Linked DNA regions of Homo sapiens: region 1 is linked to region 2. The links are chromatin contacts, found by Hi-C or POLR2A ChIA-PET in ENCODE. All regions are on one chromosome and are shown on one strand. The core of a region is the stretch at or near the end of the contact, and the rest is flanking DNA. Distances in the headings are between cores, read along the strand shown.

Evidence for each region. Hi-C counts contacts between places; a loop is a spot of excess contacts on that map. ChIA-PET counts read pairs that join two places held with the same protein, here RNA polymerase II (POLR2A). Pooled maps may share reads with other maps.
Region 1: a loop to region 2 is called in a pooled map, with 6 times the contacts of the local background. The contact joins the enhancer-like site here to the promoter of FAM200A in region 2. A Hi-C loop is called at or near these places in 1 of 50 pooled maps. POLR2A ChIA-PET finds 5 or more read pairs at or near these places in 3 of 52 experiments (AG04450, GM10248 and K562).

What each region holds. Positions count from the first base shown.
Region 1 is chr7:100,800,701-100,804,275 of GRCh38, reverse strand. EPHB4 (EPH receptor B4) reads left to right here. Exons shown (of 17, transcript NM_004444.5): 17 at 686-1,711. The coding sequence ends at 815. Among named protein-coding and RNA genes, the nearest start is that of EPHB4, 25 kb to the left of the region's middle. RefSeq lists enhancers at 1,404-2,106, 2,107-2,810. Within about 2 kb of position 1,260, at least 26 of the 41 ENCODE cell types and tissues checked have a DNase peak (open chromatin) inside an H3K27ac peak, as active enhancers do.
Region 2 is chr7:99,550,719-99,554,532 of GRCh38, reverse strand. It overlaps FAM200A (family with sequence similarity 200 member A), which reads left to right and starts at 2,419. Exons shown (of 2, transcript NM_145111.4): 1 at 2,419-2,679. LOC105375422 (a long non-coding RNA gene) reads right to left here and starts at 2,368. Exons shown (of 3, transcript XR_927801.4): 1 at 2,049-2,368; 2 at 902-1,008. RefSeq lists an enhancer at 2,673-2,862.

The DNA of each region.
Region 1 (3,575 bases), core at 11-2,510, 1.3 Mb before region 2:
TAATCTCAGCACTTTGGGAGGCTCAGGTGGACCGATTGCTTGAGCCCAGGAGTTTGAGAGCAGCCTGGCCAAAATAGCAAAACCCCATCTCTACAAAACAAAAACAAAAAAATTAGCTGGGCATGGTGGTGCGTGCCTGTGGTCCCAGCTACTCAGGAGGCTAGAGCCAGAGGGTCTCAGGCCAGTCTGCCCCTGCCCCACGGGGCCTGGGCACATCCCTCCCTAATTCTTCCCAGCCTCTCTCTGACCCAGGGGGCCTCCTCTCCCTTTTTTCCCCTTATCTCAGCCTCCAGCCATCAGCAACCTCCTCTTCCTCTCCACCCAGCTCTTCCTCTCCCACTTCGGCCTTTTCTTTCTCACACTCCATTTCCCTCTACGGCAATCTGTGCAGCCTCTTCCCCCAGTCTCATTTTGCGGGCTTTTCTCTCTTTTCTTTCCTTCCCTGGCACCCAAGCCAAAGGCCCTGCCTCTGGCCTCCAGCCCTACCCCCTTCTGCGGTTGCACAGAAGGATGGCTGCCCAGCTCTTAAAAAAACTGCCCGGGAACTGTTGACATCTGTTCTCCCTCCCCCGCTGGCTTTTCTGATTGGCTTACAATCCTGAGGCTAGGACCGTCTCAGGAGCCAAGAGAGGAGAGCGGCCACAGGGAACCTAGGGTCTCACCAAGCTCTCCTTTCCTTCTGCAGGGACCTGCTCCGAATCGGAGTCACTCTGGCGGGACACCAGAAGAAAATCTTGGCCAGTGTCCAGCACATGAAGTCCCAGGCCAAGCCGGGAACCCCGGGTGGGACAGGAGGACCGGCCCCGCAGTACTGACCTGCAGGAACTCCCCACCCCAGGGACACCGCCTCCCCATTTTCCGGGGCAGAGTGGGGACTCACAGAGGCCCCCAGCCCTGTGCCCCGCTGGATTGCACTTTGAGCCCGTGGGGTGAGGAGTTGGCAATTTGGAGAGACAGGATTTGGGGGTTCTGCCATAATAGGAGGGGAAAATCACCCCCCAGCCACCTCGGGGAACTCCAGACCAAGGGTGAGGGCGCCTTTCCCTCAGGACTGGGTGTGACCAGAGGAAAAGGAAGTGCCCAACATCTCCCAGCCTCCCCAGGTGCCCCCCTCACCTTGATGGGTGCGTTCCCGCAGACCAAAGAGAGTGTGACTCCCTTGCCAGCTCCAGAGTGGGGGGGCTGTCCCAGGGGGCAAGAAGGGGTGTCAGGGCCCAGTGACAAAATCATTGGGGTTTGTAGTCCCAACTTGCTGCTGTCACCACCAAACTCAATCATTTTTTTCCCTTGTAAATGCCCCTCCCCCAGCTGCTGCCTTCATATTGAAGGTTTTTGAGTTTTGTTTTTGGTCTTAATTTTTCTCCCCGTTCCCTTTTTGTTTCTTCGTTTTGTTTTTCTACCGTCCTTGTCATAACTTTGTGTTGGAGGGAACCTGTTTCACTATGGCCTCCTTTGCCCAAGTTGAAACAGGGGCCCATCATCATGTCTGTTTCCAGAACAGTGCCTTGGTCATCCCACATCCCCGGACCCCGCCTGGGACCCCCAAGCTGTGTCCTATGAAGGGGTGTGGGGTGAGGTAGTGAAAAGGGCGGTAGTTGGTGGTGGAACCCAGAAACGGACGCCGGTGCTTGGAGGGGTTCTTAAATTATATTTAAAAAAGTAACTTTTTGTATAAATAAAAGAAAATGGGACGTGTCCCAGCTCCAGGGGTGATGGGGGTGATGGACTAGATTTCTAAGGAGAGTGGGGCTGGGTAGGGAGGGCTTTGTGGCTGACCGAGAGGTGTCAGAGGTCTGGAGGCTGCAGGGCTGTAGGGGCTGGAACTTGGTTATCAGCCCCAGGGTATGTTTGAGGTGGTGGGGTGGGGGCCGAGCGAGATGAATCATTCGCAGCTGCTTCTAACGTCTCCAGCTGGCTCTGCCAAGAGCCTGGGGCACCTCCGGGGTGGGGCTGTCCCCTCCCTCCCCTGTCCTGGTTCCTCAGTCCTGGCCAGAGGCTGCTGCAGGAGAGGGAGGGAAGGCCTTGAGCTCCCAGCCCTGCCCGACAGCCACTGGAGAGGGAGGCTGGGGCAGGAGCTGGAGCAGGGGGTTCCGTGGATGGACACAGATGGGGGCCAGATGTTGACAGCTGGGGTAGATTTAGAGGCAGTGCGGGGAGAGTGTCTGCATTGGCTGTGGGGGAAGGGAAGAAGGGACCCCCCCACGTGTGTACACAAGCGATAAGCGCGCGCCGAGGACAATTCTCCCATTCAAGATGCTGCCCGGGCAGGTTCTCCCTGCCTCTTGGAAAGGGGAGGGGGAACCTCCTGTCTTCCCCCAACTTACCCCTCCAAATGCCCCGCTTTCTTTCTTGCCATTTTCTGTGTCCTTTTCTCCAGGGATCTTTCTGGCCTCCCCCCGGGCACCTGCAGGGGCAGGTCTTGACAAGGACCAGCCTGGCTTAACCTGGTCCATTGCTTTTTCTTTTTCTTTTTCTTTTTTTTTTTTTTTTTTTTTTTTTTTTTGAGACAGGGCCTCACTCTGTCACTCAGGCTGGAGTGCAGTGGAATGATCATAGTTCACTGTAACCTTGAACTCCTGGGCGCAAGGGATCCTCCCATCTCAGCCTCCCGAGTGGCTGGGAATCCTCCAGGCACACACTACCACACCCAGCTGATTTTTTTTATTTTTTGTAGAGACGGGTTGGGGGGGGTCTCACAATGTTGCCCAGGCTGATCTCAAACTCCTGGCCTCAAGCTATCCTCCCCTCCCAGCCTCCCAAGGTACTAGGATTACAGGCGTGAGCCACCGCGCCCAACCTTTTTCCATTTCTGCACTTGAGTCGCCCCCTGTTGACGTGTTTGGGTCAGTGCTGGACCCCAAATCACAGCTGGGGCCCTTCCCGGTCCAGGGAGGCTTGTCTCAATTTCCCACCTCTACAGCCCTCTTCTGGAGTCCCTCAGGCTCTTCTCTGTCCCCTTTCCCTTGGTGACACATCACCCATGTTTTGTACCCCTGAGGAGGTGTGGGAGGGACTCGGGGGGTCCATCCAGAGGATGTTGCCCAGGCCCACCCTCTTCCCCTGCCAACCAGACATCCGGGCTAGATAAGGTGTCCTAGAGAGCTGTAGCTGGAGAAAGAAAGGTTAATGGGCATTGCAGAGGTGCAGCAGAGAGGCCAAGAGTGAAGACCCGGTGTGGGGAGCTGGGGTCAGGGCAGGGGGCTGCAGAAGCCCCCTGAGGTCCAGCCCCAAGAGCTCCAGGCTGCCCTGAGCCTTCCTGCCACATCCAGCTCCCCACCATGAATGCTCTTCCAGCTAGGGCAAGGGAGAGTCTCGCTGGGCAGGACCCTCCCTTCCCGGGTTTGGGTCTTGCTTCATTCCCATAAAGGTGACCTCAGGGCGTGTCATCCCAGAGGATAAGCGCAGAGTATAACACATTTCTAGAACTCAGTATCCTCCCTGGTTGGTTGGTTGGTTGGTTGTTTCTTTAGAGACAGGGTCTCGTTCTGTTGCCCAGGCTGGAGTGCAGTGGTGCAGTCATAGCTCACTGCAGCTTGGAACTCCTGGGTTCAAACAATCCTCCCGCCTCAGTCACC
Region 2 (3,814 bases), core at 1,170-3,669:
GTCCCAACAATATGGGCTACCTCTTATTTTTCTTTTTTTTTTTTTTTTTTTTTTGAGACGGAGTCTCGCCCTGTTGCCCAGGCTGGAGTGCAGTGGTGTGATCTCAGCTCACTGCAGCCTCCACCTCCCAGGTTCAAGCAATTCTCCTGCCTCAGCCTCCCGAGTAGCTGGGACTACAGGCACACACCACCGTACCCAGGTAATTTCTGTATTTTTAGTTGAGACGGTGTTTCACCATGTTGCTCAGGCTGGTCTCGAACTCCTGAACTTGTGATCCACCCACCTCAGCCTCCCAAAGTGCTGACATTACAGGTGTGAGCCACCGTGCCCGGCCAATATGGTCTACCTCTTACCAAGGCTGATGTAACTCTCACCATGGTGGAGTGTCCAGCCTGCCAGCATTAGAGACCAACACTGAGTCTTAGAGATACCAGCTACCACCAGGTTGAGTGCATCAGATCCCTTTTACCTTGGAATGGGCATCAATTTGTTCTTACCAGAATTGATATATGCTCTAAATGAGCTTGTCTTCCCCAACTACTTTGCCTCCAGCAGCACCACCATCTGAGAGCTTACAGGGTGCCTTATCCATTGACATACCTGAAACTAAGGAACCCACCGATAGCCAAGGAGGTGTGACAGTGAACTCGAAGCTACAAAATTCATGGTGCATACTCATCATCCAGAAGCAGCTAGCCAGATAGGGTTTTGGAATGGCCTGTTGAAGACTGGGCTAAATTGCGATTAAGATGTAATGCCTTGCAAAGTTGGGAGCAGTTCTTCAGAATATGGTATATGCGCTGAAATGCATTGGGCCAAAATGGATATATAGTATTGTGTCTCCAGTAGGACTATGTGCATACAGGAGTAGCCTCTATTACTATCACACCCAGCCACTCACCTGTAGAATTTGTGCCTCCTCGCTCCGAAATCTGGAGCCAGCTGGGTTATGATCCTCATTTCCAGGAAGAACATTTCCTCTAGGAAACATTAAATCGTGCCACTGAACTGAAAACAGAATACCACCAGGCCACTTTGAGTTTCTTGTGCCAGTAGGTCCGTAGGCAAAGAAAGGAGTCGTTATAGAGATGCCTACAATTCCTGCCACACACACAACATAAATACAAAATCATATACCCAGTCAACTGCATTCAGTAATCTGCCTTCCTGGACCCTTTAGGCACTTCAGTGTAGGAATGGGGACGGGTGGGGAGGAGAGACTTTAGACAAAGAAGAAAAATACAGTGTGTAGCAATGTAATGACTCTTAGCGATGACTTGGAACCCTGGAAGGAAATATGAGGATGTATCTGGAGGAATAAGTTGAGACTATGATGTCATCACGGAGGACTGTAGGTTAGAAAGCCAGCCAGTGATAAAGGAGCAAAGATTGGATTTGACGGTGCCCTAGGAGGAAAAAAAAAAAAAAAAAAATATATATATATATATATATATATATATATGTGTGTGTATATATATATATGTGTGTGTATATATATATACATGTATATATATGTGTATATATATGTGTGTGTATATATATGTGTGTATATATATATATGGAGCAAAGATGCACTTAAGTGGATTATTGAGAAGACTCGTGGGTAGGTAGAAAATGGCAACCATAGCAAGATCAAACCCCCTAAGGAATGGAGCATTAGTGAGGGTCTAGAAGGTAATTCGGGATACCACGTAATCATAGGCTCTGTATCAGGTAGCCGTTCCTTTTGTAGGCTTTTATCTTATTGGGCTGTACCACAGACTTGCCCAGAACTTTTAGAGTCATGCCCCAGCCATTCAAGGTCTCAGTTACTGTTTTATAAAAGGTGAAGTTATTCTTGATCTAATCATAGAAGCCCTAATTATTACAATAACACTTGGACAGCAAAAACGCCTCAAATTCAACTTATTTCACCGTTGCTAATCTGAAAACTCCCTGGAAACATAAGGCAAACTCAGAATTTTATAACTATCTAGTGTTGGAAAGAACGTCTGTTGCCTATAGATCAAGTATTTGAAAATACTGCCCATTCAACTGGCAATACGTACATAATCAGCGTCTCAAGAGACAATCCCTTCGATTTGTGAAACCATTTATTCTTGATCTTCCTGTCTCCACCCTCGTTTCATTCAGCTCCTCTGCCACAGACAATCACTATTTTTATTGTAACTATTACAATTATTGTCATCAAGAAAAATAGAAGGAACATATAAATATCTGAGCAGGGCGGTATAAAGGGAAATTCATCCCTTTTTCCCCGCCCTGTGCACCTCCTCGGAGCGGACAAGCTGAGGAGCAAGATCCCCAAACCCGAGATTAGAGCCCTACACAGGGATGCAAAGTCCTCCCGCGATCCTAGAGAGGACCCCGAAGCGGAGCGCAGCTCCGGAAGGCGGGTGTGACGCACTTCCGGCTTTTGTGACGCTTTCCCTGGGCTCTGAAGGCCAGGGGGCTTGGATGTGAGTCTAGTGCTCCTGGTCCCCAAAGTCACAACCCCTTCTATCCCAGCATCCCAGACTTCTCCGGGCGGGGACAGAGTTGGACGTGCATGGCTGTGTCCTGCAATCCCCTCGCCACGACCGCCCGGGACGGAGTGGAAGCGGGTCCGTGCCCCCGTTCCTCGCGCCAGCCTCGGCGGTGGCAAGCGCTGTCCCCCAGCAGAGGTGTCCCTGGATACAGGTGGGAAGGGAACGAAGTTTTGGTTTCCGGATTGGAGACACCCCTGGGACTGGAGAGAGGCGGTCTGCGTGTCCCTTCTGGACCCCCAGTCCTGGTGTTTTACCCCAAAGACGCGCGGACAAAATGACCCCAGTCAGATATCTGTGCTCCCCAGTTGTGCCCACTGGTTTTTCTTGTGGTGGGGGCTTTTCTGGTTTCCTGGGTACCCCGAGTTGTAAAATTCTGGCGATCTTACACGATACCAAGTGCCATTGGCCTTATAATTTGTTTTATTCGGATGGGCTCGTTAAGCCAGTGTCCGCGGATGATATGTTCACCCTCAAACCCAGTACCATTATGGTGGTGATTAGAGTGAAGGCCGGGCGCAGTGGCTCACGCCCATAATCCCAGCACTTTGGGAAGCCTAGGCAGGCGAATCGTTTGAGGCCAGGAGTTCTGAGATCAGCCTTGCCAACCTAGAGAAACCCTGTCTCTACTAGAAATACAGAAAATTAGACGTGGCGGCACACGCCTGTAATCCCAGCTGCTTGGGAGGCTGAGGCAGGGGAATCGCTTGAACCCGGGAGGCGGAGGTTGCAGTGAGCCAGGATCGCGTCACTGCACTCCAGCCTGGGAGACAGAGAGAGAGAGTGAGACTCTGTCTCAAAAACAAAAAAAGAGAATGTTTGAAGCCTACTGAATAAAGAAGTGATTTGGATATAATAGGAAAAGCTCATTTACACTTCACCCTTTCCTTTCAAGACTTTAGGAAGGGGTCTTTTTGTTTCTTTGGTTGGTTTTTTTGTTTTTGAGACAGAGTCGCCCAGGCTGGAGTGCAGTGGTGCGATCTCGGCTCACTGCAACCTCCAGCGCCCGAGTTCAAGCTTCTCCTGCCTCAGCTTCCTGAGTAGCTGGAATTACAGGCGCCTGCCACCATGCCCGGCTAATTTTTGTACTTTTAGTAGAGACGGGGTTTCGCCATGTTGGCCAGGCTGGGAAAATGAACTCCTGACCTCAGGTGATCCGCCCGCCTCGGCCTCCCAAAGTGCTGCAATTACAGGGGTCAGCCACCACGCCCTGCCAGGAAGGGTTTTAAATGAGCAATTTCGGACATGGGGGGTTTTCAGTTGTGGGAGGTATCTATGCTTGACATCGA